2 separate regions of the Homo sapiens genome follow, and region 2 is linked to region 1. Evidence: chromatin loops called from intact Hi-C (ENCODE). Cell type or tissue: A673. All regions are shown on one strand. Each heading gives the region's core, and the rest is flanking DNA. Links, peaks and the distances in the headings are about the cores only. Region 1 overlaps C1D (C1D nuclear receptor corepressor). Region 2 has its middle 93 kb from the start of LINC01812.

Evidence for each region. Hi-C counts contacts between places; a loop is a spot of excess contacts. Peaks named below come from ENCODE experiments on the same cell type or tissue, not always from the same donor. Only the 100,000 strongest peaks of a DNase experiment are listed, where the experiment ranks them.
Region 2: it touches region 1 in a loop (8-fold over the local background); 19 of 110 quality-filtered maps call a loop at or near these places.

Annotation. Positions count from the first base shown.
Region 1 is chr2:68,025,038-68,041,418 of GRCh38, reverse strand. C1D (C1D nuclear receptor corepressor) reads left to right here. Exons shown (of 5, transcript NM_173177.3): 5 at 1-289. Among named protein-coding and RNA genes, the nearest start is that of C1D, 30 kb to the left of the region's middle. In A673, for the core only: a CTCF peak has its summit at 9,677 (motif pointing right); a DNase peak (open chromatin) is centred at 9,708; H3K27ac peaks cover 547 bases.
Region 2 is chr2:67,724,292-67,740,672 of GRCh38, reverse strand. No RefSeq gene overlaps it. Among named protein-coding and RNA genes, the nearest start is that of LINC01812, 93 kb to the left of the region's middle. In A673, for the core only: a CTCF peak has its summit at 6,845 (motif pointing left); a DNase peak (open chromatin) is centred at 6,812.

The sequences.
Region 1 (16,381 bases), core at 5,149-13,148:
GTCTTTGTGTTATTTATTGCAAAGAAATTTATTTGGATTTCTGTATATTTTCTAATTTCATAAAAGAAAAACAGCTTAAATGAAAAATGTTATACAATTGCAGAAAATCATTATTGGTTTTAGCTAAGTTATTGGTTTATGAAAGTGCACCTCTACGTTCTGTTAAATTGTGTAACTTTTAAGTGAGTAATTCTTTCATTATTAGGTAGAAATAAAAGTTTGAGTATATTCCATTTTATTATGTATAATTTTAAATACTTAGCACGTAATAAGGAGCTGAATGGCTGTAGTGCATTGGGTTGCTTATTTGCTTGTTGTTTGTTTATTCTTTTGACAAATATACTTAATGACATTTATATTGCCAGATACAGTGCTAGGTGCAACGTTCCAAAGACGATAACTACGGCCTTTATCCTATCTTTATAAGGTGTTAAGAAAAAAATAGTCTTTTTATTCAATTCAGTTTCTCAGAGTTATGGGAAAATTTATGACAAATTGTGCTCATTAACCTTATTCAGAACCATAAAGGGTGATGTGTGTGGTTGATCTATTTGACTATGGTGCAGTTCTTGTTAAAATAGTTTGTTCCACATGATAGTCTGCTCTAAGTTTAGATGTTAATTACATCTTTTATTAATCTCTTTGGGAATTAACAAGTTGGAGAAGTTGCATCTATAGATATTTTTAAGATTAGAATTATAGTCTATTAATCTTGTACTAAATAATGAGATCTTGCATTTTAATATTATTTTAAGTACAAATTTTTTCTTGTTCATAGTTGTAAGGTGGGAAATCCTTTTAGTAAAACAGAATATGTTGAGTGAAAAATTGAAGCTTGAATTATGTTACATTCCTGGAATTAGGAAGTTATGTCAGGTTGATTAGTTTTAAGATACCCTGTAGATTAAAAAATCCTTCTACTTAGCAATTAGAAATGGATTGGCATTATTTCTAAATAAGGTATTTAAAATTGACCAGAAGTGTAGGAAAGACTTCAAAAATGGACAGCGTATTGAATGTAAATACTTTTTTCTTAAGTAGGTCACTGGAGAAAAAGATACTTTAGGAATCACTCAGTTTATCATACAGTTAAATTATAATTTTATTCAATAAGTTACCAGAAATTCTGGCTTTGCAAAGTGACATTAACTAAGAAAGATGTGAACAGTGACTCAGCCTCATGTAATAGCTAAATTTGGTATCTAAAGGGAAGAAAAAGCACTGATGTCTCATTTTCTCCCTTCATAGCATAGTTAGAAAACCTGCTCAGATAAATTCAGTGGCTCTTTTCCTGAATGATCTTGGTAGCAACGTATTTTATATCAATGTGACGTGAACATAATTTACAAATATAAACATCTATCTTTCCCTATATTCTGATCTAAAACTCTCCAGTTTTGGAAATACAAGCCATATTTTGTTCATATATTAGCATTTTATAGTTGTCATTAACAACTATGTTGGCAGAAAGTATACAGGATTTTATAATGGAATTCTGTAGATTTGTTTCATTTGAATAATTTGCTATTATATTACCTGTTAGCGGGCTTTCAAGAAAATGATTTGAATGTTTTTTGGTTTGCATATTCATTTTCCTATCAAAGTGGGTGTACAGCCATAGACTACTCTTTAGAATAGCCACCCTCTGACTTGATGTGCCTTTTTAAAGTGCTTATTTATGGCATAACTTTTTATTATTCCCTCAAGAAGTCTGAGATTATGGCATAATTTTTAACACAGCCAGAAAGATTAGTAAAGTGTTCAGAAAAGAGAGAGCTATAGTGATAGCTATTGGCAATTGAGGTTTAATTTTTAACTTTATATCTCCCAACTCCCTGCCCAGCTAGAAACCTAAAGCCACCAGCTCTGTGTTAGTCATCTGTTCTTAAAAGGTTGAAACGAGATGCTGGTTTTTACTCCCTCTCCCCACAATTAGCCTTGAAGTTTAGCAAATCTATCATAGCAGAATAACTGTATGCAAGATGTCAGTTTTGTAAAGTGATATATTTCAGACAGTATACAAAATTTGATGGGGGAAAAATAAGCTTTTATAAATGAAACATTTAAGAGACTCTTTTATTATTTGCTTTTCAGTTTAGTGTTGCCTTTAAGGTGTACCATTTCAGTTTGGCAGCTGCAATAAATGAAGAAAATTGAAGATGATAATTCAGCATTTCAAGATGCTTCTGCTGAAATGAATGTAGACCTATCCAGAGCTTGAATTTCAAGCTTACAGTAATACAATATTTTAAAGCCAAGTACCCAGGCAATTCATAGTGATATGATTTGAATGAGATTATTAGGAGGAAGAGAAAGAATGCCTTCAATTTCTTGTTATGTAGGTATTATCTATTGAGATGCTATGTTGAAAAATGTTATTGTAAAAAGAATAGAAGCTTGTTATACCCACTTTGTTATAGAGTACAATTTGTCTTGGACCTTACACAAAAAACTTTAGTTATTAAAATAGCAAAATTAGAATCACCTCTGATTTAGTGCTAGAGCATTGGATTGCCTATAGACCATGTTCTAATGTGTGTCTGGTATTTTTTTTCATTTGATGGCCTTTAATCTCACTAATAATGCATTCCTTACTTAAACAAATAATTTGCTTCCCTAGTTTTGATACTTTATTATTTTTCCCTTAAGAAAGAGATAATTATTTAAAAGTTGCTGGATTTTGTGGGTTTTGACATTTGTGACTTTTAACACTTGTGATTTTTACTATTTGTGAGTGACTTTTAGAGGTCCATGGAGTATAGAGTTATTTTGTAATTTTGCCAAGACATAATCTTAATTCCTGCTAAATTCCATGCAGGAAGGCATTATTCAGCTAATGATTTAGCTTGGCTAACCTCTTAGCATCCACAGTTTTTTTTTTCCCTCACTTGCAGTCTCATTCATTTATTCACTCATTCATTCAACAAATATTTATTGAACTCCTGTGTACCATGTTCTGTTTTAGGCATAGGAGATTCAGCAGTTATCCAAACATGGTTGTAGTGGTTGGGAGCTGTCAAACTTTTTATCATGTGATAAATGGCTTCTATGGCGTGAATTATGTTCCCCTAAAATTCATACATGGAAGTCCTACACCTCAATACCTCTTAATGTATCCTTATTTAGAAATAAGGCCATAGTAGATGTAATTCATTAGGGTGGATCTTAATCCAATATGCCTTTATAAAACCGGGAAATTGGGACACAACATGCACACAGGGAGAACACCTGTGAAGATTAAGGCAGAGTTTGGGATTATGCTTCTGTAAGCCAGGGAATACCAAAGATTGCCAGCAACCACCAGAAGCTAGGTGAGAGGCCTGGAACAGATTCTCATAATCCTCGGAAGGAACCAACTTTGCTGATCCTGTGACTTTGGACTGCTAGCCTTCAGAACTGCCAGACAGCACATTTCTGTTGTGTAAGCCACCCAGTTATTGATACTTTGTTATGGCAGCCCTAGGAAACACACACAATGGCCATTATTGAGTGGACACGATTGAGAAGATTAATAACTTGGATGTGAAAATGTGTGTAAAAATCTTTGGCACAAGATGAAAGTGTAATTCTGAAGAAAACCAGGAACCTGGGTAAAGTTATTCAAGAATACTTTTGAATTTGGGCAAAAATCTTGGAACTTACACCTTGAAATGTCAAGGGTCTGTTATACTCTTTCTGAAGCCAAAATGTTCAGACCTTTCTAACATACTGTCAGTTATGATTGAGTGTTGAGTATGCCATCTCTTAATCTTTATCTTGCTTGAAGAAATTTACTTAAAACCCTGTCGGGTTTCCATGGAGAGGAGATTTTCACCATGCCTATTATCATCTGCCATGTGATCTTTCCCTAATGTAATGCAACAGTCAGGTTCAAATAACGAAAATCCTGAAAAAAATCTGCCAGAATATGTGTATAATTTGTCCTCTTGGATAAGCACACACCACTTAAAAAATCGCGTATTGGATTCATCCAGATAGACATTTTTAAAAAATGTGTATGTGTCTATAAATTCTTAACTGTATAGTGTGATATTCAGTTTTCTTTATTTTTTTATTTTTTGAGACGGAGTCTCACTCTGTCACCCAAGCTGGAGTGCAGTGGCGGGATCTCAGCTCACTGCAACCTCCACCTTCTGGGTTCAAGCAATTCTCCTGCCTCAGCCTCCCGAGTAGCTGGGATTACAGGTGCCCGCCACCGTGCCCAGCTAATTTTTGTATTTTTAGTAGAGATGGGGTTTCACCATGTTGGCCAGGCTGGTCTCAAACTCCTGACCTCGAGTGATCCACCCACCTCGGCCTCCCAAAGTGCTGGAATTAGAGGCATGAGCCACGGCGCCTGGCCCAGTTTTCTTTCTTTAAAGTTAGGCATTAGACAAAATTAGTAGCCGGGCGTGGTGGCGCATGCCTGTAATCCCAGCTACTCGGGAGGCTGAGGCAGGAGAATCGCTTGAACCCAGGAGGCGGATGTTGTGGTGAGCCGAGATCGCGCCATTGCACTCCAGCCTGGGCAACAAAGAGCGAAACTCCGTCTCAAAAGACAAAAAAAAAAAAAAAAAAAAAAAAAAAAAAAAAGGTATTAGAGAACTCAGAGGCTGGGCGCAGTGGCTCATGTCTATAATCCCAGCGCTGTGGGTGGCCAAGGCGGGAGGATTGCTTGAGTTTAGGAGTTTGAGACCAGCCTGGGCAACATAGCCTCCATCTCTATTAAAACAAAAACCGAAACAAAACAAAAAAAAGAGCTCTAGTGAGAACTCAGAAGTGGGTTCTCACCCTTAATGATTTAGGGTCAAAGTGGGTTCATACTCTTAATAGTTTGGGCCCAGTTTTTTTTTTTTTTTTAAATATTGTAAATGTTGCTTTATTGGTTTTCAGCGTTTAGAATCAACTGATAGGTAAAACAAGAAAGTAAATGAAATTGACCTTGCCAGTATAAAAGTAAAGGTAGAATAGGCAGAAGTGAGTTAGAAATAGAGAACATATTAGAGGGTCATCCTTATGTGGTGAGAAACACAGATGCTGTACAAAACCGGTGGATGAATACGGTTTTACGTTTATTTTTCAAAGGTAATGGTGATTTATTCTTTTTAATTCTTCTATCAAAAATTGGAAGGGAGAAAGTAGTATAAATTAAATCCTGAGTTTTCAGGCTGGGGAGCTAGTAGATGATATCCAGTGATACAGCAAATGTAGGTGAGTGTTAGGAAAGTTATCACCAGAACTAAAGACAGAAAAGGTTTACAAGTGAGAGTCCCTCACACCAGCAGGAATGAAGTAGATAGTTTTGTTTCTGGTTTTTTCTGTTTCTATTTTTTCCCATCAGATTCTCATGGTGAATATTTTTTGTTGTCATAAACATAATTTCTTTGGTAAAACGAAAGAGAAAAAAAGTTGTAGTGACAAGCAACAAAATTCGTTCAAAGAAGCAGCATGACAATGAGGTACTCCTGTGAATACGAGTTATTTAGTTACTGAAATTTTAAGCAATAAAACATTTCAGTGATGGAGAAATAATATAAGAATACTTAAATGTGGTAGCAAATATTTCATTATCATATATATACATATATATAGTCTGTGAGCATTAACTATTTTTCCTAAATTTGGGCTCAGTTTACTTTTAGACAAGTTGCCTTCCAGATATAGTTAGAGAATAAGAACTCTTATTTGGAAGTAGGTCTCTTCCAAATCTGCCTTCCATGGTATTTTGAAACTTCTGAATCTTACCAAGATAAGTTTAGACACCGCAACAGTAGGGTTATCATATGTAAATGATAGTGTGATTTTTGCTTGAATGTCTTAATAATGCTAAATTGAAAGGGATTTTTATTGTACCTAATTTTCATCAGGGGAGGTTAGTTTGTAGGAAATGTGTTTATAATCTGTTGTCTCACTGGAACCTAACTGGATTATAATGGAAATTGAATATTACTAAATATTACACATTGTCAAAGATGTCGCAAAATGTAACATCATTTTAGAATTTGTCCTAAGAACAATTGAAATTTGGGTTTATAGAATTGGAATTGCCAGATTTTATCTATCACCTTTTAAAATTTGTAGACAACACTAATAAAGGCTAACCTAATAATTTCTTAATTATTGATACCACTTAAAATTTTATTTTAGCAAAAGTTATTTGAGGTTTCCCAGCTACATGATGTTGTGTAAATACATAACGTTAGAAATACCTGTAATTAAATTTTATTCTTTCAGCTAGGCATTTACAGTAACTTAACATAATTAAAATATATACCTTTTTTTTTCTTTTTTTCTTTTTGAGACGGAGTCTCACTCTTTCCCAGGCTAGAATGCAGTGGTGTGGTCTTGGCTCACTGCAACCTCCACCTCCCGGTTCAAGCAGTTCTCCTGCCTCAGCCTCCTGAGTAGCTGGGATTACAGGTGCCCACCACCATGCCCGGCTAAGTTTTGTATTTTTAGTAGAGACAAGGTTTCACCATGTTGGCCAGGCTGGTCTTGAACTCCTGACCTCAGGTGATCCATCTGCCTTGGCCTCCCAAAGTGCTGGGATTACAGGTGTAAGCCACCACACCCAGCCTAAAATATGTAACATTGAAAAAAAGATGTTAAAAGCATCTTTTGGAAATAGTGGTAATGTATGTGTAAGTCCTTTTGTGGTAGGTACTATGTACAACTTAATACATATCTTAAAGTTTGGTTTGCTAAGCTTAATTGTTATGTACTGCCTTGAAATTTACAGAAACTATTCTATAATTGTGTGAGATTTTTTGTTTTTGCCTGTATTCCTCTTCCCCTTTGTATATAATTAAAAAAATTAATTAGTAAACTTTATTTTTAGGGCAATTTTAGGTTCACAGCAAGTTCCTGTAGACCCCAGTCCCCACACAGCCACAAGCTTCTCCGGTAACAACATCATATATCATAATGGCACATTTATTACAACTGATGAACCTACATGGACACATCATAATCACACAAACTTTATCATTTACGTTAGGGGTCACTCTCAGTGTTGTACGTTCCATGGTTTGGACAAATATATAATGACATGTACCCACCGTTGCAGTATCATATAGTATTTTCACTGAGCTCCACTTATTCATCCCTCTCCCCACTCCCACCTCTGCCAACCACTGACCTTTTTACTGTCTTCATAATTTTTCCTTTTCTAGAATGTCATATGGAATCATACAGTATGTAACTTTTTCAGATTGGCTTCTTTCAGTTAATAATTGCATTTCAGTTTCCTCCATGTCTTTTTATGACTTGATAGCTCATTTCTTTTTAGCACTAAGAAGTATTCCATTGTCCAGGTGTACCACCAGTTTATATATCCTTCACTTACTGAAGGACACCTTGGTTCCTTCTAAGTTTTGGCAAATATGAATAAAGCTGCTGTAAACATCATGTGTAGGTTTTTGTGTGGACGTAAGTTTTCAATTCTTTTGGGCAAATACTAAGAGGTGCAACTGCTAGATTCTATGTTAAGAGTATTTTCAGTTTTGTAACTGCCAAACTGTCCTTCAAAGTGGCTATACCATTTTGCATTCCCAACATCAGTGAATGCAAGTTGCCATTGCACCTCCTCCTCACCAGCATTCAGTTGTGCTGTAATTTGTTTTTCAAGATTTTGTTTATAGGTTCTGCCATACGTTTTTGCAGAGATTTAAAAATATGATGTAAATGATCAAATGAGATGTAGAAAAATCTTAAATTTCTTAATAAGAAAATTGGAAAGGAGCTAGGGTCTGGCTCCTGAGATGCTGGGAAATAGAACGTTTCATTCGGAATAAACTTGGACTTTAACTTAAAATGCATCTTGAAATTCTTTGAATTCCCTGACTCATTGGAAGACATTTTCAATATATCCAACTTCCTAAAAGACAAAGAGTAAGAATCCTCTTCCACGGTTAGATATTTTTGTCAGAGATAAATAAGAAATGCTTCTTAATATGTGACTTGGAAAGTATAATTGAATTTACTGAGGTCTTGTTTTTGATGCCCTTCTTACTAATTGTTTTAAATATTTTTGCTTTTTATTATGATAAAGTGAATAAAGTGGAATAAGTGAGATCTTAAAATTCCCACTGGATTGTCGTTTTCACATCTGGAACCCAGGCGCAATGTTTACTTTTTTTGTACCAGTCTCTGTAACTAAAGTATAGGTTATTAAATTTAATAAATGATTTACAACTGAGTAGAAAGATTGTCCAATCATTCCCTCTGCTCTGAATAGTGTTTGTTCTGTGTGTGTGTGTCTGTTAATGCCATGTACGTGTGTGCATGTGGTATATATGCATTTATGGCAGCTAACACTGAGTCTTTGCCAGGCACTGTGTTCCTCATTTGTCATCTACACAAGAAGCCAATTGAGGTGGGTATTATTTTCTGTTTACAGGTAAAGCTATCAAGGCTCAGAGAGGTTAGGCCTTGCCCAAGATTATGCGGTTAGTGAGGCTAGGATGTGGGGCCATTCTGGAGGCTCCGCCTTAACCACTGTTTTCTTCCCTTTAAGCCTAATTACTGGCCGAGGAGCTACATGGAGGAGGTTTTACCGGAGGAGACGACCTAGGTCAGTCATGAATTCTATTTGCTGATTGGCCAAACTTGCTCTGAATTTTCAAACACTTATCTAGCTGGTTTCAGTTTGGGTTAGTGTGGTGTCAGTGTTACACCTGCATACCGACTTCATAATTTGGAGCCACATCACATTTTTTATGGTGTGCTCTATTGCTAGTGTCAGCAATAGAAAAATTCTGACTAGCTTTTTTTTGTTTGTTTTTTTGTAAATTTTGAGACAGAGTCTCACTCTGTCACCCAGGCTGGAGTGCAGTGAAGTGATCTCAGCTCACCGCAACCTCCGCCTCCTGGGCTCCAGCGATTCTCATGCCTCAGTCTCATGAGTAGCTGGGATTACAGGCACGCACCACCATGGCTGGCTAAGTTTTGTGTTTTTAGTAGAGATTGGGTTTCACCATGTTGGCCAGGCTGGTCTTGAACTCCTGGCCCCAAGTAATCTGTCCGCCTGTGTCTCCCAAAGTCCTGGGGTTACAGGCGTGAGCCACCATGCCTGGCCCTGAATAGCCATTTTTGATAATGTTTGGCAGTTTATCCTCCAGCTTAGACCATCTTAAAACTATTCAAGAAACATAGTATTGATACACCTGGTTATATTTCTCAAAAATAATTCTTACCTTAAACTTACGAATTCTCCCTCTCCCTCCAACTCCTGTTCACCGCTATGTAAAACTGCTCTTTATAGAAAGTAAGAAATCCCCACACCAGGAGACAATTGGCTAAATTACACTCAACTGCAAAAAAGTTTGCACTGTGCTTCCCCGCTTGTGATTATAATTAGCATTTTAATGAATCAGTTAATAAAAAAGCTGTGGTAAGCAAGTGTTTCCTGAGTGCCTACTAAGTGCTGATGCCCAGCTAGCCTGTGACAATGGGAGAGTGAAGTTCAGTGTCCCCACTCTTGCTTGAACTTACAATCTAAGGGAGGTTTTCCCTCAATCTTCATGCAACACAGAGGAACATTTTATAATGTAACTATCCCATTTAAAACTTATCACTTTCAACAATTTGGTTTTTCATGCTTTAGGCTTTCTTAAAGGTGTACATGTGTCTCTTTCATACCCATATATGTTTCTGTCTCATGTTAGATTTATCATCATTGCATTTATCAATCAGAACCACTGGATGGCAGCAAAAGAACATAGGAGATTTTCTATCGTGCCTTTGTGTACACAAAAATGAAGTGAAAGCTATTCTTTGTATTTCATGCATGGTGGAAAGAAAATGATACAGTGATTAAAACTTGACAGCTATCTACAGCAGATGAAACCCCAGCAGATCTCATGACTAAATATTAATATATGTTACCCTAAGTGTGAAAAGTTAAATTTATGCTTTATTATTACCAAAGCCATACTGTAAATTTCTCCTTTTTCAGTTTCTTTTAGTCACAAAAATGTCTTCCAAGATTTCTATGCAATAGTGGTATTTATAATGGTAAAGAAAAAATCCAAGTCAGATACTAAGAACTTGTGAAGAGAGACTTTGAATGACAAGGGACAATGGAAAAGAGTCCCTTTCCTTGATAGCCTGTTTTAAAGAGCATTCTTAGAGAAAAATCAGAGTTTGGAGAGACCCTGTTCATAGACAAGAGTTTTTCATTTTTCTTTTAAAAAATCACTTAGCAAGCAGATTTTAAGTAATATGAGCCTCTGAAGATTTCATACCATTTCTATAAATGTACAATGGCTTAGTTCCAAACTGAGTACCATATATAGCTCAATACATACAATAAATCTCTCAAACTAAAAAGGTGAAATAGTAATGAAGCAGCAATGAGGTAAAAAATACTTTTTAATTTGATTTCAGTGCAGAAATTTGAAATCTGTTTAGTTGAAAATAGAGCTTCCTATTTCTCCCAAGTATTTTTCAAGCTTATTTGCTTACTTTAAAAGAATCTTTTAATTTTTGGAAAAAAATATATTTAACTTAACTTAAAACCTCTAAATGAGTTACAAAAAATAAGTGCGGAATGGAGAAGTTGCTTTTGTCCAGAGAGCTGAGTTTTGAACGCAGCGAAGGTATTATCATTCTGGGGCTTATTCTTGGAGGGTTATGGAAGAGCAGAGTTTGTGTTTCTTCCCCTGTTGAGCTTGGGGCCTTCTGGGTTACTTGGAGCCTGAACCCTTCTTGATTTATTTCTTGTTGGCAACATTATCATTGCTTTTTGATGTATGTATGATATGGATCAGTGGGCTTTATGTAATTTGATTCTTAATGGAAATAAAGTTTGGGAAAAGAGGTAAGTCCTCCCCCAACGCCCTGCAACAAGGTATATGGCCATCAGAGCCTCGATGTTCACTTTCCTTTAATAGTACTCAAGATGCTTCAGCAGTATTTATAGGTACTGAGACCTGGACCCCCAATCTGAAACTATAGTTGAACATCATCCTGGGCTTGGACTCTGGCCATCAATATCTACTAAAACCAAGAACAAGGAGAGATAAGTAATTCTTATCCTCACCATTCCTTCTCTTTGGAGATTTATTTTATTTTATTTTATTTTGAGGGGGGGCTAGGAGGAGGAACATTTTTATTGTCTTAATGCAAGATAGATTTGTGTGAAGCGTATTTAGTTTCTTCAGAAACTATGTAGAGTCACTATGCTGAAAGAGTCTAATTTGCTATTTCTACTAGTTCAGAGTATTTGGGGACAGAGGTCTGTAAATCCTCTTGGAAATTTTCTAGAAAAGAAATTTCTATGCCCTTCTTCAGTAATGATCACTTGTAATTCCCCCCATACCTATCATTTTGTCACATTATTTCATTTGTATTAGCTATCTATTAACAGAAATTATAAATATAATGAGAAAAAAATCATTTTGAAAGTCAGTGATTGTAAAACTAAAGGGTAAAACCACATATAATTTGTATGTGTCTTTACAGACCATAGAGGCCTATCCATCAAGTTGCAGGATTTACTTTGTTCCAGATTTATTATTTTTATGGCTCTTTTAAATTTCACTGAATTTTGTGATCTAGCCTTAAATCATGATTCCTAAAATACATCTTCAGGTAAATATCTTGGTAGAATATTTTTTAGTATGAATTGTAGAACATCAGAAAGAACATTACAACACAGCTTTGACTTTTTCGTTCCGTCGGTGACTATTGACTTTGAAAAGATCACAGAAACTAGGCGTACATTTCTCCATCTATAAAGCAGGTAAAACCATGCTAATTTTCCTCCATTGCCTATACAAACTCAAATGAAAAGAAGTCATGTTTTCAGAAGAAAATGGTATTTAAAATGTTAGGTTGGTGGTAGTAAAATTAAGATGACATTTTACATCAAAACTGGGCAAATTGAATGAAAGTTTCTCTTCTAGTTTTTTCTCTATTTTGTTTTGTCTCGAATAAGATTTCTGAGTTAATAGATGAAGAGGTCATTAGGGGGAAGTTAGAGTTCTCAGATCTTGCATTTGTAAGGTTCTTTGGCTGAAACCTGACCCTAGAGTCTTACCAATTCTGTGTGGACAGCTAAGGTTTTGCTAGGTGGTTTGAGACCATGGCCCAATCCTTGAAGGAGTCAGGTAGTGAAAAATTTCTAACAAAAGAAAAGGACTTTATCTTATATGAGAGAGTGTCAGCCCTTCTGTAATTCATTTAGAGAAAGAAGCCCACACCATAAAGAACAGAGTCCCCATTTTTGCTACTAATGGAAATTGTCCCTCTTGACTAGAGCAATGCAGAGAGCAGTGGCTGTCAGCTCTAGCTCCACATCACTCCGAGAGCTTAAAAAATATCCCCATGACCAGGCCCCACTCCAGACCAACAAATCAGACTTCCTGGGGATGGCGCAGGCATCATCATTCATTGAAGCTCCTCAGCATATGGTATTGTGCTTCCGAGGTTGAGAACCACTGATCTAGAGACTGCAGTAGATAATAACTTGGCAAAAGGCTTACACAACAGAAACGTTTTTTAACGTCCATTACTTTGTCTTTAGTTGCGTTATCTTACTTTTCCAAAAGGGGATCTGTAAGTTGAAGACAAACAAAAAATACACTAGGAAAGAAGTGCTGAAAATGTTGTCAGCTAGCCATGGTCTTCCCTGGTACAATCCTAACTTTGCTGTGAAGGAAGGGATGCTTCCCTCTTTCCTTCCAGCCTATTTATTATGCTATTAAAGAAACATAAAAATGAACATAAGGTTCATCTGAACCATCTCAGATACTGCTAATTTCTTATAGACATAAAATAGTCTTCCTAACTTGAAATGAGCCTATTTCATGATTATAGGTCTTCAGAAATTGGTATTTTCTCTATTCTGTCTGAAATGATAAAAAGAAAAGAAACCCCAGACCTCAAAACGTTCAAAAAATTTAACAAAATTATTTGTATATACACACCAGTGAAAACACATTCAGAAGCTATTAGTTATAGAATCAAAATGCTCAATTTCATTGTATGCTACACAAAAGATTGACCTGGGAGACAGAAATGGATTCTGGACTTGAGTTGGCCTTAGCTAGCTGGGACCTTAAAACTTTCCTTAACATTCACTCAACTTTCATTTCCTCACTTAAAAGGGCATCTATGACTCTGGCAAGCCAGATACCTTATCTGTTACATCTACAATCCTTATCCAATTCTCAAATGAACCCTGCTGTAGAAACAAGTTCCAATTAGCCATAGACTTGCTTTAGAAATATTCCAACCACAGGTCATAATTTTTGCTGGGTGAGTAGAAAAGAATGTTGATGTCATTTACTATCAGTTGCATTTGTCCCCTTTTATGAGGAAGATAATGCAGACATTGGATTAAATTTCAAGGCTGTCTTAAAAAGACACATTACACAGAGAACTGGGAAATATTGTTTTCACTGATTATGTTACAGACAGTAATGTTTAACATGGCACATAAATCAGCAAAGTAAATGAGCAAGAGTCTGATATTTTTTAAAAGGAACTTTGTATTCTACTTGTATGTTTGATATATAGTTGGTGCTCAACAAATGTTTGTTAAATGGTGAATGAATTTGTAAGGTTAAAAAGCAATTTCTTAGTCTCAAACACTAACTTGAAGAGGTTCTAAAGATCAAAGTTTTCTGATCATAAAATACATTTTTTATTTAAATCAGATTTCTTAAATGGTTAAAATTTGAATACAGCAAAATTGGAAAAACTCATTATTGGACAGGAATGGCAATTTTGAATTAGATAGTGCTTGAGCTACTATACTTATGTAATGATTTTGAAAATTTAAAATAGTTACACAAGCTTTGAAATATCTTTAATCTGTTTTATTAAAATCATAATCTCAATGAACAACTCAAAGGTAAATTTTTCCTATGGGGTGTATATCTAGTATTCTTATGGTTATACCAGCAATGATAAACTTTGTGGCTATGAAGCACAGCTTTGATTGAAGTGAAAATCACATTAATATTCTGACATGACCATTTGTTTAAATTAATGCTTTCTAAAATAAATTAATTTGGTCAAATGAGTATTTAGTTCCTCTAGATTAAGTAATTATAAATTGAGGAACCATTTGGGAATACGAAGAATTAGGAAGCTTTTTGTTTTCCTAGCTCCTCTTATTTAAAATTAAAAATAAAGAAGATAATTATATTTAAGTGCATTCTGCCTTTAGTAATGGTAGAGAAAGTAACTTTGATTGACCCTTCTGCTGAGTACAATTTGAAAACAAGCCAACAAACAAATTAAGCACATCTTTCTGCTTAAAGATCCCAGAGAGCTAACAAGATAGTGAACGATCCCAAGGCCAGGATCTAGAGATGGGGCAAGGCTCAGAGAGATGATCCTGTAGCTGGGGATTCTTTTCCTCTTTTCCTGGAAATAGAGTCTGAGAGTTCAAGTGGGTGGGTGATGTTTTTTTGCGGGGGGACAGAGTCACTCTGTTGCTCAGGCTGGAGTGCAGTGGCATGATCTCGGTTCACTGCAACCTCCATGCCTCCCGGGTTCAGGTGATTCTCATGTCTCAGCCTCCCTAGTAGCTGGGATTATGGGATTACAGGTGTGCACCACCATGCCTGGCTAATTTTTCTATTTTTAGTAGAGATGGGGTTTCACTATGTTGGCCAGGCTGGTCTTGAACTCCTGAACTCAAATGATCTGCCCACCTTGGCCTCCCAAAGTGTTGGGATTACAGGCAACGTGTAATGGTTTTGATGCCCCATGAAGCTAAAGCAACAGGGATTGGTGTCGAGGGCCCACCCAAGTTGGGAAAGTGTCCTAGTAGTTCTTTTCCCCACTTTGAGTTGGGACCACAAAGGGTTGCACTTTAGAAGCATGGGAAGGCAAATGAGAAGTTGACCCTGGCAGGTGATCCAGAAGTGCTAGTATCCCCAGGCACCAGCTAAGGAAAATTAAATCTCTCCAGGAGAAACATAATATCATTATTTAAGGCCTCAAGTTACTTCTACAAGGAATTTTGCAAATGCAATATTCAGGGCATACTAAAAAAAAAATCTAGATAGGAGGCATGAGTGAAAGCTGACAAAAATAGCACAATGAAAATAGATTCACAAGGGCTCCAGACATTGACATTATCAGATACAGAATTTTAAGTAAATGTACTTTGGTGAAGATGGCAAAGAATGAGATTGAGAATTTTGTCAAATGTGGAAACTATAAATAAAAAATCAAACAGAAAATCTGGTAGAGAAAATGTAATGACAGAAATCGGAAGATCTCAGTAGCTGGGTTTAAGAGCAGATTGACACAACTGATGAGGGAATTAGGAACAGCCTGATGGGTTAAAGAAAATATCCAGAAGGAAATATGGAGATACAAAAAGGATGGAAAATGAGAATAGGGGTGAAAACCATGAGAATGAAGTGAAAAGCTCTACTTTATGAGTAATTATAGCTCCATAAAAAGAAGAGAAAGAGGATGGAGTGGAAGCACAATCTGAATAAATTAGAGATAAGAATTTTCCATAACTAATGAAATTCATCAAGCCACGGAAGCCCTACAAATCCAAAACAAGATAAATATAAATAAAATCATTTAGGTATATCATGACAATATTACCAAAAACCAAAGTTTAAAAACAAAATGCCAGATTAAAAAAAAGATTGCCTTTGAAGAGGGAACAATTTAACTCACAATTGACAGAAATGGTGGAAACCAGAAGACAATAGGATCATATTTTGAAGTGCTGAAAAAGAAAATTGCCAACCTTAAATTCTAAGCCTACTGAAAATATTTTCCTTTAATGAGGGTAAAGACCTTTCAAGCAAGCACTAAATTTAGAAAATTTGTCATTAGCAGACTCACACAAATGAAAATTCTAAACGTTATTCTTCAGAAAGAAGGAAAATTATTCTAGATGGAAGATTTTCCTTCTGTCTAAAGAACACCCAAATGGCTATATTGCACAGAAAAAAACTAAGAGCCTTTCCTCTGAGATCTGGAACAAGACAAGGATGCCCATTTTCACCATTGTTATTCAACACAGTACTGGAAGTCCTAGCTAGAGCAATCAGACAAGAGAAAAAAATAAAGGGAATCCAATCTTGAAAGGAAGAAGTCAAATTATTATTGTTTGCAGAGGATATGATCTTATATTTGAAAAAAACTAAAAAATCCACCCCAAAACTATTAGAACTAATAAATAAATTCAGTAAAGTTGCAGGATACAAAAATCAATATACAAAAAATCAGTAACATGATGCTGACAGAAAACAGTCTGAAAAAGAAATGAAGAAAGTAATCCCATTTACCATAGCTACAAATAAAATAAAATACCTAGGAATAAACTTAACCAAAGAAGTAAAAGATTTCTACAATGAAACCTATGAAACACTGATGCAAGAAATTGAAGAGAACACAAAAAAAGGAAGTGTATTCCATG
Region 2 (16,381 bases), core at 3,416-11,415, 300 kb after region 1:
GACCTTTTCAAGGAGAACTACAAACCACTGCTCAACAAAATAAAAGAGGACACAAACAAATGGAAAAACATTCCATGCTCATGGTTAAGGAGAATCAATATTGTGAAAATGTCCATACTGCCCAAGGTAATTTATAGATTGAATGCCATCCCCATCAAGCTACCAATGACTTTCTTCACAGAATTGGAAAAAACTACTTTAAAGTTCATATGGAACCAAAAAAGAGCCCACATTGCCAAGACAATCCTTAGCAAAAAGAACAAAGCTGGAGGCATCACGCTACCTGACTTCAAACTATACTACAAGGCTACAGTAACCAAAACAGCATGGTACTGGTACCAAAACAGAGATATAGACCAATGGAATAGAACAGAGCCCTCAGAAATAACACCACACATCTACAACCATCTGATCTTTGACAAACCTGAGAAAAACAAGCAATGGGGAAAGGATTCCCTGTTTAATAAATGGTGCTGGGAAAACTGGCTAGCCATATGTAGAAAGCTGAAACTGGATCCCTTCCTTACACCTTATTTGAAATTAACTCAAGATGGATTAAAGACTTAAATGTTAGACCTAAAACCATAAAAACCCTAGAACAAAACCTAGGCAATACCATTCAGGACATAGGCATAGAAAAAGACTTCATGACTAAAACACCAAAAGCAATGGCAACAGAAGCCTAAATAGACAAATGGGATCTAATTAAACTAAAGAGCTCTGCACAGTAAAAGAAACTACCATCAGAGTGAACAGGCAACCTACAGAATGGGAGAAAAATTTTGCAATCTACCCATCTGACAAAGGTCTAATATCCAGAATCTACAAAGAACTTAAACAAATTTACAAGAAAAAACAAACCCCATCAAAAAGTGGGCAAAGGATATGAACAGACACTACTCAAAGGAAGACATTTATGCAGCCAACAGACACATGAATAAATGCTCATCATCACTGGTCATCAGAGAAATGCAAATCAAATCCATAGTGAGATACCGTCTCACACCAGTTAGAATGGTGATCATTAAAAAGTCAGGAAACAACAGATGCTGGAGAGGATGTGGAGAAACAGAAATGCTTTTATACTGTTGGTGGGAGTGTAAAGTAGTGCAACCAATGTGGAAGACAGTGTGGCGGTTCCTCAAGGATCTAGAACTAGAAATACCACTTGACCCAGCTGTCCCATTACTGGGTATATACCCAAAGGATTATAAATCATGCTACTATAAAGACACATGCACACATATGTTTATTGCGGCACTATTCACAATAGCAAAGACTTGGAACCAACCCAAATGTCCATCAGTGATAGACTGGATTAAGAAAATGTGGCACATATACACCATGGAATACTATGCAGCCATAAAAAAGGATGAGTTCATGTCCTTTGCAGGGACATAGATGAAGCTGGAAACCACCATTCTGAGCAAACTATCACAAGGACAGAAAACCAAACACCACATGTTCTCACTCATAGGTGGGAACTGAGCAATGAGAACACTTGGACACAGGGCAGGGAACATCACACACTGGGGCCTGTCATGGGGTTGGGGGGCTAGGGGAGGGATAGCATTAGGAGAAATACCTAATGTAAATGGTGAGTTAATGGGTGCATCAAACTAGCATAGCATATGTATGCCTATGTAACAAACCTGTACGTTGTGCACATGTACCCTAGAACTTAAAGTATAATAAAAGAAAAAAGAAATCCTCCCACCTCAACTTCCCAAGTAACTGGACTACAGGCATGTCGCACCATACCTGGCTCATATTTTCCTTCAATGGCACATGCCACATGCCCGTTACAGCAACTTGAGGAACTCATACTGACTGCATGTGAAAATGTTCATCCCCTCCTGATCCACTCCATCCTGAATCTACATTGGTTGTTTCTTCCTGCATAAGCTATGCACATGGCTCCGTGCCATCGCTCGTGCTGTTCCTTCTGCCTGTAGTGCCTTTCTTCCATTTCTCCATCTAGGAAGTGTCACATCATGTCCCTCTCTGAATCACAAGTGTGTATCAGAATGTTTGTTTCATCACTGGTGTTCAAGTGTGAGACCAATTCAATGAATATTTGTTTGTATTATTTCCCACGGGGAAATTATGGACCAGGAAAATACTAAATAGTACTCAGTATAAATAGAAGAATTCACTTTTAGACTTTGGAAGAGAAGTAGCATTTGGGAAGGTAGACAGGAGGAAGTTGTAGGTGGGGGAAACTATAGAATCAAAGGCATAGAGTTGGAGATGAGCATGGGTTTTGTGTAAAGGAGAAATGTGACTAGTTAGACTGTAAGCTTCATTGAAAGAAGTGATAGAAAATAGAGTTTGGAGGGCCCATATTACTGAGTCCTTTGAGAAGTTTGAAAGAGATGAAATAGGTAATGGGTAGACACTGAAGGTTCTTAAACAATAAATAACCCAATACAAATAATGAATTAGGGAGGCACTGCCTAAGGTAGAGAGGGAGCTATCGGCAGCTATACCGATGGAGGCTGTAGCAGGGTATAAAGTGATGAGGTTGGGCTGTTGTGGGTCAGTGGGAATGGGGTGGTGGCATGGCAGAGACTTCATCCTGAAGGCATCTGAAAGGAAGAAATGGCAGGTGTGGTTATATATGACTACACGAGAACAAAGTTTCTTTTTATTGACTGACTTGGCATTAAGAACAACTGAAAGTTTTGAGGTAGTATGTTATAAATAAATATACTTTAACCTCAAAGCCTTTCTTAAATGGTCCACTACTAAGCCCTAATTTGTGAGGAGAGACAGCTTTTCAATGATAGATGATTCTGGAGAAACTCATCTCAGCAGTTTGGGCACAAACCTTTTCTCTAGCACAGAAAATGTTAGAAGCTTCACTGCTGATTCTAGATTACAAATGCTGCAAAATTTCTCCACTGAATTATATATCTATCAATCAACAATGTGATTTCTCATACCTTCTCCAACACTGCATGTTGTCAAATAAATACTTAAATCTTTTTCTTAATGATGAGTAGAAAAGGGGTATGTTGTTTTAATCTCTAATGAGTGAATTTGCATTTCTCTAATGAGTGATACTGAGCATCATTTATATATAGATCAGCCATTTGTAGCCTGTTGTCGCTCTCTGCGTATTTTTATAATCGGATCCTTTGCCCTTTGTATTCACTTTAAAGGCTGTTTGTTTATTAACAAAATTAGGGTTTGTTTATAAAAGCAGATTTTAAAAACTTTTTACTCCAGTAGTTTTCAGTGTACAGGTGGTTTTTGGTTACATGGACAAGTCCTTTAGTGGTGGTTTCTGAGATTTTAGTGCACCCGTCACCCAAGCAGTATACACTTTACCCAATATGTAGTCTTTCATCCCTCACCCTCCCCCACCTTCCCCATGCCCTGAGTCCCCAAAGTCCATTATATCATTCTTATGCCTTTGTGTTCTCATAGCTTAGCTGCCACTTATAATAAGTGAGATTATACAGTCTTTGGTTATTCATTCCTGAGTTACTTCACTGAGAATAATGGCCTCCAGCTCCATCCAAGTTGTTGTGAGAGACATTATTTTGTTCTTTTTTATGGCTGAGTAGTATTCCATGGTGTATCCAGACAACATTTTCTTTATCCACTTGTTGACTGATGGGCGCTTAGGTTGGTTCCATATCTTTGCAATTACGAATTGTGAATAAAAGCTGATTTTAAAAGCCTAAATTTTCATAGATTTAAAAATGTATATGGATTATCAAACTCTCCAACCTGTTAGCATTCTGAGTATTTGGAAACCTTCAAAATATACCCTTCTTAATCTTAAACCAGTATTTTTTTTTAAGTTATTTAAGCCTACAGTGCTAAATTAGAAAAAGTAAAAGTACCAAAATCTATCCTGATGTTTTCAATTTTATCTGCCTTTCTGCTAACCCCACATATCTAATCTGCACAGAAACATGAAGTTAGGGGGTGTTTGAACATAGTTTTCAGCCTTTCCCTTAGGATCTCTAAGACCGTGTCCAGAAGGGGATGGAGGAGGAGAATGGAGTGATCAGATCACTGACAGGTGTTCCTATCTTGGTCCTTATGCTCCATTTCTTTACGGTTGGCAGCCCCAATCAACCATTATCCTTGTTACAGGCTGAATTGTGTCCTCCTTATCCCCACCTCCCCCATCTATATGTTAAAGTCTTAACCCCCAGTCACCCAGAATGTGACTGTATTTGGAGATAAGGCCTTTAAAGAGGTAATAGGTAAGATGAGGTCATTAGGGTGGGCCCTAATCCCCTGTATTTGGTGTCCTTATAAGAAGAGAGCTTAGGACACAGGCACATGAAGAGGGAAGACAATGTGAAGGCACTGGGAGAAGATGGCCACCTAAAAGCCATGGAGAGAGGCCTTAGAATGAAACCAACCTGGCCCACACCTTGATCTTGGACTTCCAGCCTCCTTGATTGTGAGAAAATAAACTTCTGTTATTTAGGCCATCCCATTTTTAGTGCTTTGTTATGGGAATGCTACCAAACTAATGCAATGTCCTGTGGAAATTACTATAACCCTCACCAATTGGCTTGGAGATCAAGTTCTAACGTAGAAAACCATGGATTAAAAAACACTGGCCTTGAGCTACAAGGGGGTCACACCCTACTCATCGCATCTCTAGCAACTTAGAAATGAAGAAGGTATAAATTAAGAGAGCCTAATTTCAAGGCATAAATTTGGGGTTTATACTTTTCCTAATTTTAGGGTTTGTGAAAGCTTTAGCATTCATAGTCATAGCCCATTTAGATGGACACATTCCTAGGCATGTGTCCATCTAAATGGGTTTCTCCTTTGGGACCTTAGGACTCAGATGCCACATCTGGAACTTTCCCTTGGATGAGAGATGTGATAGCATGTCCCTCTATGACAGACAGGTCAGTCTGGTGGAAAAGAGCCTAGAATGGGAGCCAGAAGACCCAGGCCCTAGTCTTGATTCTGTCACAAACTTCCAGAGTGGCCCTAGGCAACTAGATATGCCTGTTTGGACTAGGAATCCTTATATGGTCTTCATGATTGATTTTCAAACTCACTTCCATGGAATGGTTTTCAGACTCAGTTCCATGGAATCTTAGGGGGCTCTATGGAGGAGTTTTAGGAGTTCTGGAAACTTTTCATTTGATTTTTCTCTTGCAAAATATATCTTAACTATTGAAAACACTGTAAAAAATAACATACATTCAGATGTATTTTATTTCACATTTTAACATATCTGAGAACATCAGTGTGTTAAAATGTGCTGCTAGGTTCATTTGGAATGAATGTCACAATAAAACTTTGTCATGTGGGTATGCACATTTGATGAGGAATACTGATATTCTGCACTAGTCTATCTCTCAAATTCTAACATGACTGATGCCTGTCTCCACTGACACAAAGTAGCACAAGTGAGTTTGTGACTATGGCATATTTGCTTTTTTTTTTTTTTTTTTTGCATATGCTCTTCTCATTTCATAAGACTTGCTTGTATCACCACAACTGACTCTCTTGCATCTTGAAAACATCACACAAGAGCTAGAATGAATGATCCGTTCTGACTTTATGATTAGAAATGCAAGAATTTATTAGGTGTTACCAACAATTCAACTTTGAAACAGATATTTCCTACTACTTTTCTTGCAAGCTTCTGGGTAAATTTAGTTGAACAGAAATCCAAGTTGTAAGACAAGTTGTTTTAAAACAAAACTGTTGCCATTTCCAACTACTTAGCTAGATGAATGAGTATTTTCTAAATATTGTGCTACTAAGTGAAAATAACATAATACTTTGGATGCTGAGGATAATATGTTTGTAATTATTCAAAGTTTTTACATTAATCAAATCAGTCTTAGAGCCAGCAGTGATATATTTTATATTATACGTAGCATATTTGAACTCATGAAGTAAATATATACTAGTGAAGTTCTGCTTTTATTTGTTTTAGGATTCCATACAAGATTTCATTTTCATCAAGGGTAACCTTGTTTAAAAGGCAAGAAAAAATACCAGGTTCGATGACCTTCAAGATTCCTTGTAGCTAGAACACCCTGGAATCTTCCAAGGTGGGTGTGAGCAAGGTTCAGGGAAGAGTGAGTTGGGAAAGTGAAGGGTAGCTGATTTGAGCACCAGCATCTGCATTCAGCTCAGGACCTTTCCTTTCCCTTTTTAACTGAGAGGACTAAGTGTCTAGGGACACACATACCCTATGTAGAACATCACATATGGTCAAGATTTCAGCTATACAAATGAGTGGTCCCAGGAAAATGCCATGGTTATCAAACAATGCTGCAAAGGTTTTTAAAAATATTTTTATGCTGGGTGTGATGGCTCAAGCTTGTAATCTCAGCTCTTTGGGAGGCCAAGGTAGGAGAATTGTTTGAGGCCAGGAGTTCAAGACCAGCCTGGGAAACATAGTGAGATCTCATCTGCAAAAAAAATTTAGAAAATAAAAAAATTAGCCAGATATGGTGGTGAGTGCCTCTAGTCCCAGCTACTTGCGAGGCTGAGGTGGGAGGATTACTTAAGGCCATGAGTTTGAGATTGCAGTGAGCTATGATCATACCACTGCACTCCAGTCTGAGTGACAGAGTGAAACCCTGTCTCTTATGAATGAATGAATGAATGAATGAATGAATGAATACATACATACATAAATAAAACTTTTATAGAGCATAGTATAATTATTTTGAAATTTGCTAAAATTCAATTAAAATGTATTGCATTTCCCTGGACACCTTTTCTCTGGAACAAATCTCTTCTGGAGCCAGTATCTGATAGAATGTATGGGAGGATGCGGCCTGGGACTGGATTGGGGTGGGTGTGTATGCCAGGCATGGGGAGTGGTGCTGCCATCTTCTGGCTGGCATTGGGGCTGTGCACAGTTGGAAACAGGGGCCCTGATTTGTTTCAGCTGCCACCTTTAGATGCCACACTCATCAGAGCTTATCATATTCCCAAGGCCCTCGTTGGATGTGGGGCACTGTGGGCTGGCCATGACCACTGGTTCTGGAGGTGGACAGCACCAATCAGGCTTGTAGAGCATGAAAAGATAGAACAGAGAGGAGCTGCCTGGCTGTCGGCCCTGCCTTATCCCAATGGCTCCTCCCCTTAGGATAAGAAGGAAGGGTTGGATCTGGAATGCTGGAGGGAGGTAGCTCCCAGTGTTTTCCCTGGGACTGTATTCATCCATTGATTTCAGGCTTGAGTGTTTTGACTGGAGGACTAGTGGGGAAGAGGTGATGCTCTTTTGATTCTGACCTTACTTATCGTATCAGTTAGGATAAATGTTCACCTATATATGTAACAGAGGCCCCAGACAAAAGTGACTTAAATAAGATAGACTTTATTTTTCCTTCCTATAATAGCCAGGAAGTAGGAGGCCCAGGGCTGGCATGGAGCTCTGTTCAACAAGGTTGTCTAAAGACCCAGCTACTTCTGCTTTGTTTTGCTTTATCTTTAGTGTGTTTTCCTTATAAGAATGAATGGTCCAAAGTAGCTCCTCCATATCCATGACCCAGATAAGAGGATGGAGAAAAGAGGAGAGAGGGCCGTTACCATCTAAGAACACAGCCTGGAATTTGATTACATGACTTCTGCTCATATTCCCCTGTCCAGAACTTGGTTAGATGGTAATGCATAGCTGCAGAGGAGACTGGGAATATACCAAGATAAAAATAGTGGATTCTATTATTTTGAAAGAGAATGGAAGAATGGAATAGGGATACAATTAGCTGACTTTTCAAGGGTGTTCAATGAAGCACAGAACACTGTGCTATTATTTGGAGCTCTGCAAACCTAGAATCCACCACAAAGGTAGGTGGCCAAGATTGGCAGGCATAGAGTTCAGGAGGGAAGCCTGAGAGCCCCTGATCTCATGGCTGGCACTTTACTGCCATGCTTATCAGTATTTATTTTTCTCAGATATGGACAATTCCAATTTCCACTAGCCTCTGCAACTCCTTGAGGATATCAAGGCAAGAAGGGCTGGTCTAGATGCTCAAAGAATCCCAACGTGTAAGCCAGGGTATTTCAAACATGCCCTAAGTGCCGTAGACTTCTGGGTGTAGGCAGAATAAATGGAAAACAAGGGCTTTTTAACCTAAATTCCATTCTTCACTTGGCTACTTAATAAAGTATTAAGTAGTCTTATATATTTTTATTGCTTTGTCTATGTAAGATTTCTGGCTAAAAATATAGTTTTTACACTTCTGAGCCATGAGAATTGAAACACCCACAACTCAGAAAAGAGACTAAGTGACATATTAAACACTAGACTAGAGACTAAATGACATATTAAACACTAATGCCATAATATCATATGTCATATGACTATGTGATGGGTAATGGTCTTGACCATGTTATTGCTAGGAAACAATTTAAATTGAAAATAAGAAGAAAATGTCAGAGTTGAAAAATAAAAAGTATCAATGGAATCCGGTAGTTCTGAAGAAGTAATTACATAATGCTTTAAAATTTACAAAACATTTCTACATCTATTCCCTTCTCAATCCTTCTCTATTTACAAATAAAGAAATAGAAGCACAGAGAGGTAAAGTAACTTGCCCAAAGTGGTACAGTTAGGAGTGCCAGAAACAGGATTAAAGTCAGGACTTTGGAATTTTCACTATTTACATACTTTCTCCCATATTTGCTTATACTCTAGCTTCTGGATAAAGACCTATTCCTAAGGTACCAAGACCTGAGCCATTTCATCTCGTGAGCCTGATTTCTGCTGGAGCAGCAAGCAAATAGTCTCACCAGCAAGGCCTCTATTCTTTTCTCCCTCCCTGTCATCTCCCATTGAAAGCCTATCATAAATCAGACACTGTCCCAAATACTAGAGATACTGTAGTAAACGAGATCTGTGAAATCTTTATTAGTAGATTCTAGTGGGAGCTACACAAAAATGAAGGCATAACTAAATAGACGCAGTATTTTCACTTAGTGGTAACTGCTATGAAGAAAACTTAGGGTAAACAGGATGGAGAACAGCAGGGTAGGAGCAGAGTCTATTTTCATTGGATGATCAGGGAAGAATGAATGAGATATGAGCAGAGACCTGAATAAAGTGAAGCGGTAAGCCATGAAGTGTCTTAAGAGCATTTTAAGATGCAGTTAGAACCAATAAGTAATATGCTCAGCACAGTCATGGAACTGCACATCAGTGGGGCTGAGAGTGTAAGCAAGAATTTTGAAACTTATTTTGTTTTAAGATGCAGGAGAGAGAAAAGGTAGGTAATTTCAGAAGCCAGTTTTCTGAGTAGTGAGGGGGATGGAATTATGTGCATAAGTGGAGAGATTGACCTTGGATAAGAGGAGGGACAGGTCATCTTTGGGTCAGGAAGGCTGGTAAAGAAGACAGGAACAGATGTGGGAGGGTTGATAGATTTGGTGGGCAAATGAGTTAGTTCTTTTATGGTTGGTTCTATTTTGTTCGTAAAATATCAGGCAAAGTCAGTGAGGTGGGGCAGGGAGCTGATGGTCTTCTAAGATGGTGAGAAAGTGAGTTTATCAGTAAATATGGAAGGGCTGCTGGGTAATGTTATAAGCCCCCATGAAGTCTACAGTATTAGTCTTATGAGAGATCTATCAGCATGGCTGTGCAATTTTCCCAGCTATGCTCGGATGCCACAGAGATATAAGCAGAAAGATGAATTTAACCATGTGTTGGGTATTCTTCATGTGCCCATTCTGACCCATTCTTTATCCTTCTTCGTCGGGTTTGGTACCCTAGGTGGCTGATACTTATGGAATGATTCATGCCTTCCTTGGCCTCTGGGTTGGGTTTGGCTAATGGCAGGCAGGAGATTGAAGGGCAGGGGGCAGTGAGATGCTTATATTTACTTTCCCACTCCTTCGCCAGTGGCCCCTGGTTGTCAGTGACTGTACCCCTCCAAGGAAGCCGTAGCTCCTATTAAGCAGCCCTCTTCTGTAGATGTGGCTTTCTGTAGGTCCCAGGAACCATCTCTCTTCTTATTCTTCCAGGCATAGGGGTGGTAACTGCTTCCTGCTGCTGTTAGCCTTGGGGTGCTTCCCTATCCCTTATTGCTTTCCCTTTACCTTCCTACCCTTTTAGAACAATCCCTTCTAGAAAGTCTCCCCCTTTGCTCTCTCTTGGTTTTATCGGTTTCTTGGTAAGTCCTTGATTAATGCAAACCTGGCTTGGGGTGTGGCCAGGCAGCCCTAACAGAGGGAGAAAGGAACATGGTATTCATGGGTATACAAGGGAGAGATGATGATGGAAACAGACTCTAAGCTGAATGAAGAGGGAAATGAGGATGTGAGGAGAGTGGATAGACTAAAAACGTGGCAGAGTATGTACATGGGAAGTCCCAGTGGAGTCAAGGGACGTTGGAGGTTGGGGTACTACAGTGAATAAGCTGAAAATTGGGAGACCGTCTTTGGAGAGTAGAGGTGCTTAAAACAGAAAATGTATGATGGGTGTAGTTATTGATAATAACAATATTGAGGTCAGTGATTCTCAACCCTGGCTATATATTAAAGTTGCCAGGGGAGCTGGCAAAAAATATTGATGACTGTCTTCACTTTCAGAGATTCTGACTACAATTGTTCTGGTATGGGCCCTGCATGTTGTGGTTAAAACAATAACAACAACAACAACAACAACGAACTAAAACACTGTCTCAGATAATTCAGATGTGTGGCTGGAGTTGAGGATCATTAGTCTAGTGTATGAGCATGGGAGTGTTTGACTGTAACGGACAGAGGAAAATTATCCTTAGCAACCAGAGGTCAAGGAAGTAAAAGGCCAGTGGCTTGGAAGGGCCACCTATGTGGAGGCCACCGAGAATGATGGAGAGAAATCAGTGAGTCAGATGCTGAAACTGGCAGGTTGATAGAACTGAGAAAAACTTGGATATTTCAGTTACTCTGAGCTGAATCTCTAGCCCCACCCTCTCCTCTTAGCTCAGGGCAAGGCCCAAGGATGGGGTGGCCTCTTGGTAAACTTGTCTTTGATCTCCCCTTCCCCAACATATCTCCACCTTTAGTTTCCTTTATTTGCTTTTAGGATTACCTCCTCCCACCGCTGGTGTTTGGAAAACCACATTTGACTCAGGGTGTTTGCAGTATCTTTCCCAAACGTGATTTTCTTGGTTCCTTGATCTTTTTCAACCTTGAGCCTTCTTACTCTGCTCATCAAGAAAATCCCTTTTTCTCTCTCTCACTCCCTCGGGGCTCTGTTAGGGGGATGATAACTTCCCAAGGCTCATTCATAGATTGAACCACCTGGTAACAAGCTTATATATCCACAGGGAGCTTCCCATATTTTAACTAACAAGGTAGAGCCAGCAGGCACAAAAAATCACTCAGATCTTCTCTACATCCAGGTCAGTGCATGTAACATTGCCCAGTCTGCAGAGAGAACAGGAGTTTCATCCTCTCTTTTATTTTCTACGTGCGTGCCATTGTGACGCCATTTAAATCAAATTCTTCTCTATAGCTGAGCACAAAACCTGCACATTTCTGGTTTTGCTCTTTCCAAAGATAATTTCTGCTGTTTAATGAGATCTGAGAATGAAGTCAGGCATGAGCCGGAGAAAGGTCACAGTGTGTGCTCAAAGGTATATTAACTACTGTTGGAGCTGACATCGGTCTCTTTCCAAGAGGACAAAATTAAGGAGCAAATAGTAAATACGTTCAATGGCACTTTATTACAAGTAAGACCATTTACAATGACATAAGAATATGAGAATGGTTTCAAAGAGAAAATAGGAGTGCTTACAAATAGAACACATCTTACCAGTTAGAATAGGAATGTGATTCCAGTCAAGGTTAATGGGGAAACGGTTAATGAAGTGTACAGATTCCAAAGCTGCATGATGCCATATTGTACCTCACAGAGGTAATTAATACTAGAGACTCTGGCTAAATGGACACATTATACACAGCAGACAACTTGAAATTCTGCACACCATATAGAGAAGCTCCTCTGGATGCATTGTGACTCACCGTTAGCACTGACAGGGAGGTATTAGAGCCCATGTTTTCATGATGGAGTCCATGTGGCACCTTGGGATGAACACCAGGCAGGAAGCAAGGAGAGGGGGTTCCAACTCAGACTCTGTCGCTCAGAGGTGGCGTGTGACCTTGAAATAAGAAGTACTTCTTATTTCTCTTAGGCTCAATTTCCTCCTCTGTAAATTGAAGGGGTTGCATTAGATGAAAGTCTTTTGTAATTTGAATTCTGAGATTCTCTGTTCTTTAATGCTATACCACCATTATCACTTACCTACTGCATAATTGTGTAAACGTGGGTATATCTGGGTAAAAGATTACATCTATAAATATAGATGTTGATAGATATTTACCTATATTTACCTGTGTGTGGCACATAGGTATACCTAGGAGTCCATCTTTATTGTGTTTCTGAAAGGACACAGCTTTAAAGAATTACTTCAAAAGGTTTCTGTCTCTCCATTCTATCACCAATACTCATGTCTTTAAATTTTTCTCCCACATTTTCCCCAAAGGGTAAGCTAGCATGAATTGCCTATAGTATTTAAATGCCTGGGATTAAGTTGAATTTGGGGAAAAGAGCTCCTTTAGCCTGTTGACTGCAGACTTATCTGTCCCTGAGAAGCACCCTCTTTGTCTCATGTCATAGTCTGTTGCTCTGAACACCTCAGGCGGGAGTATAAGGCTAAGGCTCTCTTAGTGGTGGCAGGTGAGGGACGGAGCCAGGACCATGCTACATCCTTTACATTTAGCTTTCTTTATGTTTGGCTGTCTGCAATCTCCCCCTGTTCACCTACTTGAGTAGAGGGGCTTAAAAGTAGGGCATTTGCCTGCACTGAGTTTACAGCCCAGTGATCATTGTATTGACAAGCATTGCTTCAGCTGAACAGTTTTCTCTCTATGTCCAGGCCTGTTCGTAGGTGGCATCCCGAGGGCAGATTCCAGCCTTATCCTGGCCTCAGAACTCACTCGTTGCTGCTTTTTAAAATTCCCAGGTGCACCTTGTTTATTTCTCTCTCCTCTCCTTCCTTGAACTCCCCTGTCTTGTCCTTATGCTTCCCCTGCCCCTCAAAAAGAAAAGAAAAGAACGACAAAAAAAAACAACCCCTTCTGGGTGTCTGGCTATAGAAGATATTTAGGTTCCTTATATAGAATTGGAGAAATATCTTCCTATTGTTCTGAATGAAGCAGCTTAAAAAGGCCTGCGAAATCTTAGATTTGGGGTAAAGGGGGCCTAAGTAGTGACAGCTTTGAAAGCGAAATCTCCAACTCCCACCTCCCCCCACAGACAATGGGAAGAAAATCTTGGAGGGTCGGCAGCCTCAGAGCCAAGTTACCACACAACATTGACAGCTGCAGAATTGCACCTATTGATTGCGGTGTAGGGGCGAATGTTTCATCAACCTTTAATTGAGCTGATTCCTAAATAAAACAGGGTCAGCTTTTGCTGTGCTGCTTTGTCTAAACAGCTGCAACTGAGCTCTAGTTGACACCTCTTCAACAGACCCTCATTTGGACGCTTTTTCGCATTCCACGGGTTCTAGAACATTGGTCCTCCGCTGAGACTATTCATCTGCATCACCTGGGAGAGTGGTTAAACCTGCTGAGGCTGGTGCTTCATCCTGGCTGACTCTGATACAGTACGTCTGGGAAGCAGGCTGGGTAATTGTATTTTTATGAGCCCAAATGAATACTCAGAAACTTCTGGAAGATTCCGTTGAAAACTAAATAACCAAATTACCATGTGAAGTAGACAAAAAATATCCTGGAGTTGTGAAGCAATCATATCACAGCTTTTTCCATGGGAGGGGATATGGTCACCTGGATGTGAAGAGGAATACATTAGCACTCTCTTTGTGTACTTTTCAAGTGTTAGGACATTGCTCTTTTTTTTTTTTTATTGCTTTGTTGTTTGCTTCATTTCAAGGAACAATTGGGCTTTCTTGGATGAGCCCATAATCTAGTTTCAGCTTTCCCTCAGACTCCATTAGAGGGAACACTCCCCGACCATCACAGCAGGCGTGTTGGTGAATCCAGTGTTCACTGAAAGATTAAATCGGATTTCATTACACATACCGTATAATGTGGGGTGACCTCCTCCCATTGTTATGTTGGGTGGATGCTCAGAGAGTTCTGATTTTTATTTCCTGGTAATTACTTCCTTGTGGATTCAGCTTTTTTTTTTTTGGTCCCAAACAGTTGCCTTGTCAGGTCCCTTGTCATTCTTCAGTCTCCCTCAAAACCTGACATGTTCCTTAATGAATCCACTGCATACTGAGCTGTGGCCAAGGAAAATCAAGAAGCCATTCCATCAAAATACCCATGATGGAAAAGCCTGTTCTCATTTTGAACTTGTGTTTCACTTCTGTCCCACCTGACCTGGAGGGTCTGCATGCAGGTGACTGACGGGAGAAACATTTGGACCCTAGCTACTGTGAAAACATCCTAATTCCAGTAACTTTGTTTATATTCCTGTGCTTCCTTGCCTTTGAAGCTGCTGCTTATTGGTGGATGGCGGGGGCCCTATGGCTCCTATACATTTTAAAGCTGCATTCCCCAGAGTTTGCCCTGGCTATGGAGACCTGCACTTTGTCTTTTAAGCAGATAAAAAGAGAGGTCAGTCAGAAGTAATTCCCCTATTCCTCGTATAAACAGTTTAACTGCTGCAGCAACATACTTGCTTGGAATTACTCCCTCAGATTCAATTCCCTTTTCCTGTTCCACTTGTAAAAATGGTTAGTGTCCTCTATAAACTGCAGCTCACCAAGGTGCAGGGCTTGCTGTGCAGTTGTAGGATAAATGTTAATCTAATACAGGTTACTAGGTCAAATGCAATCACAGGCATGTGGGAAAAGCTTAATACTGTTCTGCTTCTTCTAACACAGTAAACCTGGATATTATATGATAGGTTAAACACCAGTGAACCATAGCAGGAATTTCCTTGAAAGTAGGATTTAGTACAAAGGAAACTACATTGAAATAGTGACCTAGGGTTGACTTTGCTCCTCGAGAGAGCATTCTGAGATGCCAAAGCTCACTGTGAAAATGGACTCCTTAAAAATGTGACACCCCAGAATCCCCTGCTCAGGAGATGGATGCCAGTGAGAGCAACCATGACACATGTAAAGGTTTCCTATGTTGTCAACCATGACTTCAATTTCTCTTCCTTCCTCCCAAATTCATGAGTGCACACGTATGGGCTTTCCTTATGAAAAGTTAATGGGGCATCAGATGGCCTGTTAAAATCTGGATCTCAACCTGAACATAAAGTAAACACAGAATCAAGCATGTTGAGCAGATGTAGGCCAACTGTGTTGGGAAGACCGTGTAGATCTTGGTGGTGGACTCCTTACTATTTTATGTGGATGTCAGTGCAGTTAAGTGTTCCCAGCATGTACTCCTGACGAAATGCCAAACCGGAGACATACATATGCTAGCAGATGTATAATAATTTCTTAAGTAAATGAGTGTCAGATTTCAGGGGAGTTGCAAAGTCTGGTTTGTGGGACCACTTGGGTTCTGTCCTTCAGAGAGACAGGAGATAGGGCTGGGGCTAACTTTTCAAAGTCTCATGGGGTCTTGCGTGTGGGTGCTGTTGACTCTCATAATGACATGGCAGTGGTAATGCACTGTTCTCCTTGCTTTCAACTGAGACCATATTCAACAGGCAGTCATGGCAAGGAAAGGAGTGCTGAGACCCAGACTAGAATTCACCACTCTTCCTGAAAGCAGTTGAGAATGTGGCTTTATGTCTTCTTTTGGCTCTTAACATAGCTCTCACCAAGCTTCAGGGGTTTGTTTGACTTGTGAAAAATGTATTTATGTATTTACAGGTGGGATGTAGCTTTCAAGTGATTAAGCTATATTGCTTACATGTTAGCTGAGTTTGAGTGTGTAGATATTTGATAAAAAGCCTCTCTCTGCTTGGGTTTGCAATTAAATGCTGGAATTAATCAGGTGATGTGCTCCCAGATGGTTATGAAACTATAATGAAAGTCATCCCAGGTATGTGAGTGACCCATAGGAAGACTGCGTAAAAGAATAAGTATGGGCTAGATGTAGTTTTTAGTAAAATGCATTTTTTAAATTCTTCAAAACAAGTTTGGATTTTTAGGAAACAAACCCAGCAAACTGAACTTCATTCCTAAAATCAGTTGCCAGCAGGAATCAAACAGACTTTATATGATTAATTTTTGTGCTATGGCTCTGCATGGCTGTCATCTCTGGGCCAGCCCATCCTAATCACCTTCCCTGCAGTGCTCTGCCTTCTGCGCTTTGGGCAGGTGGCTGGCCACTCAGACTATGAGAACCTGGCTGGAGGGAAGCAGCTGAAATGGACTCATTCAGACAATTCCCCTCCAGCCAGTATTAGAGACAGTTCCTTCAACAGAAATAGGGATCCTGAGGGCTTCCATTG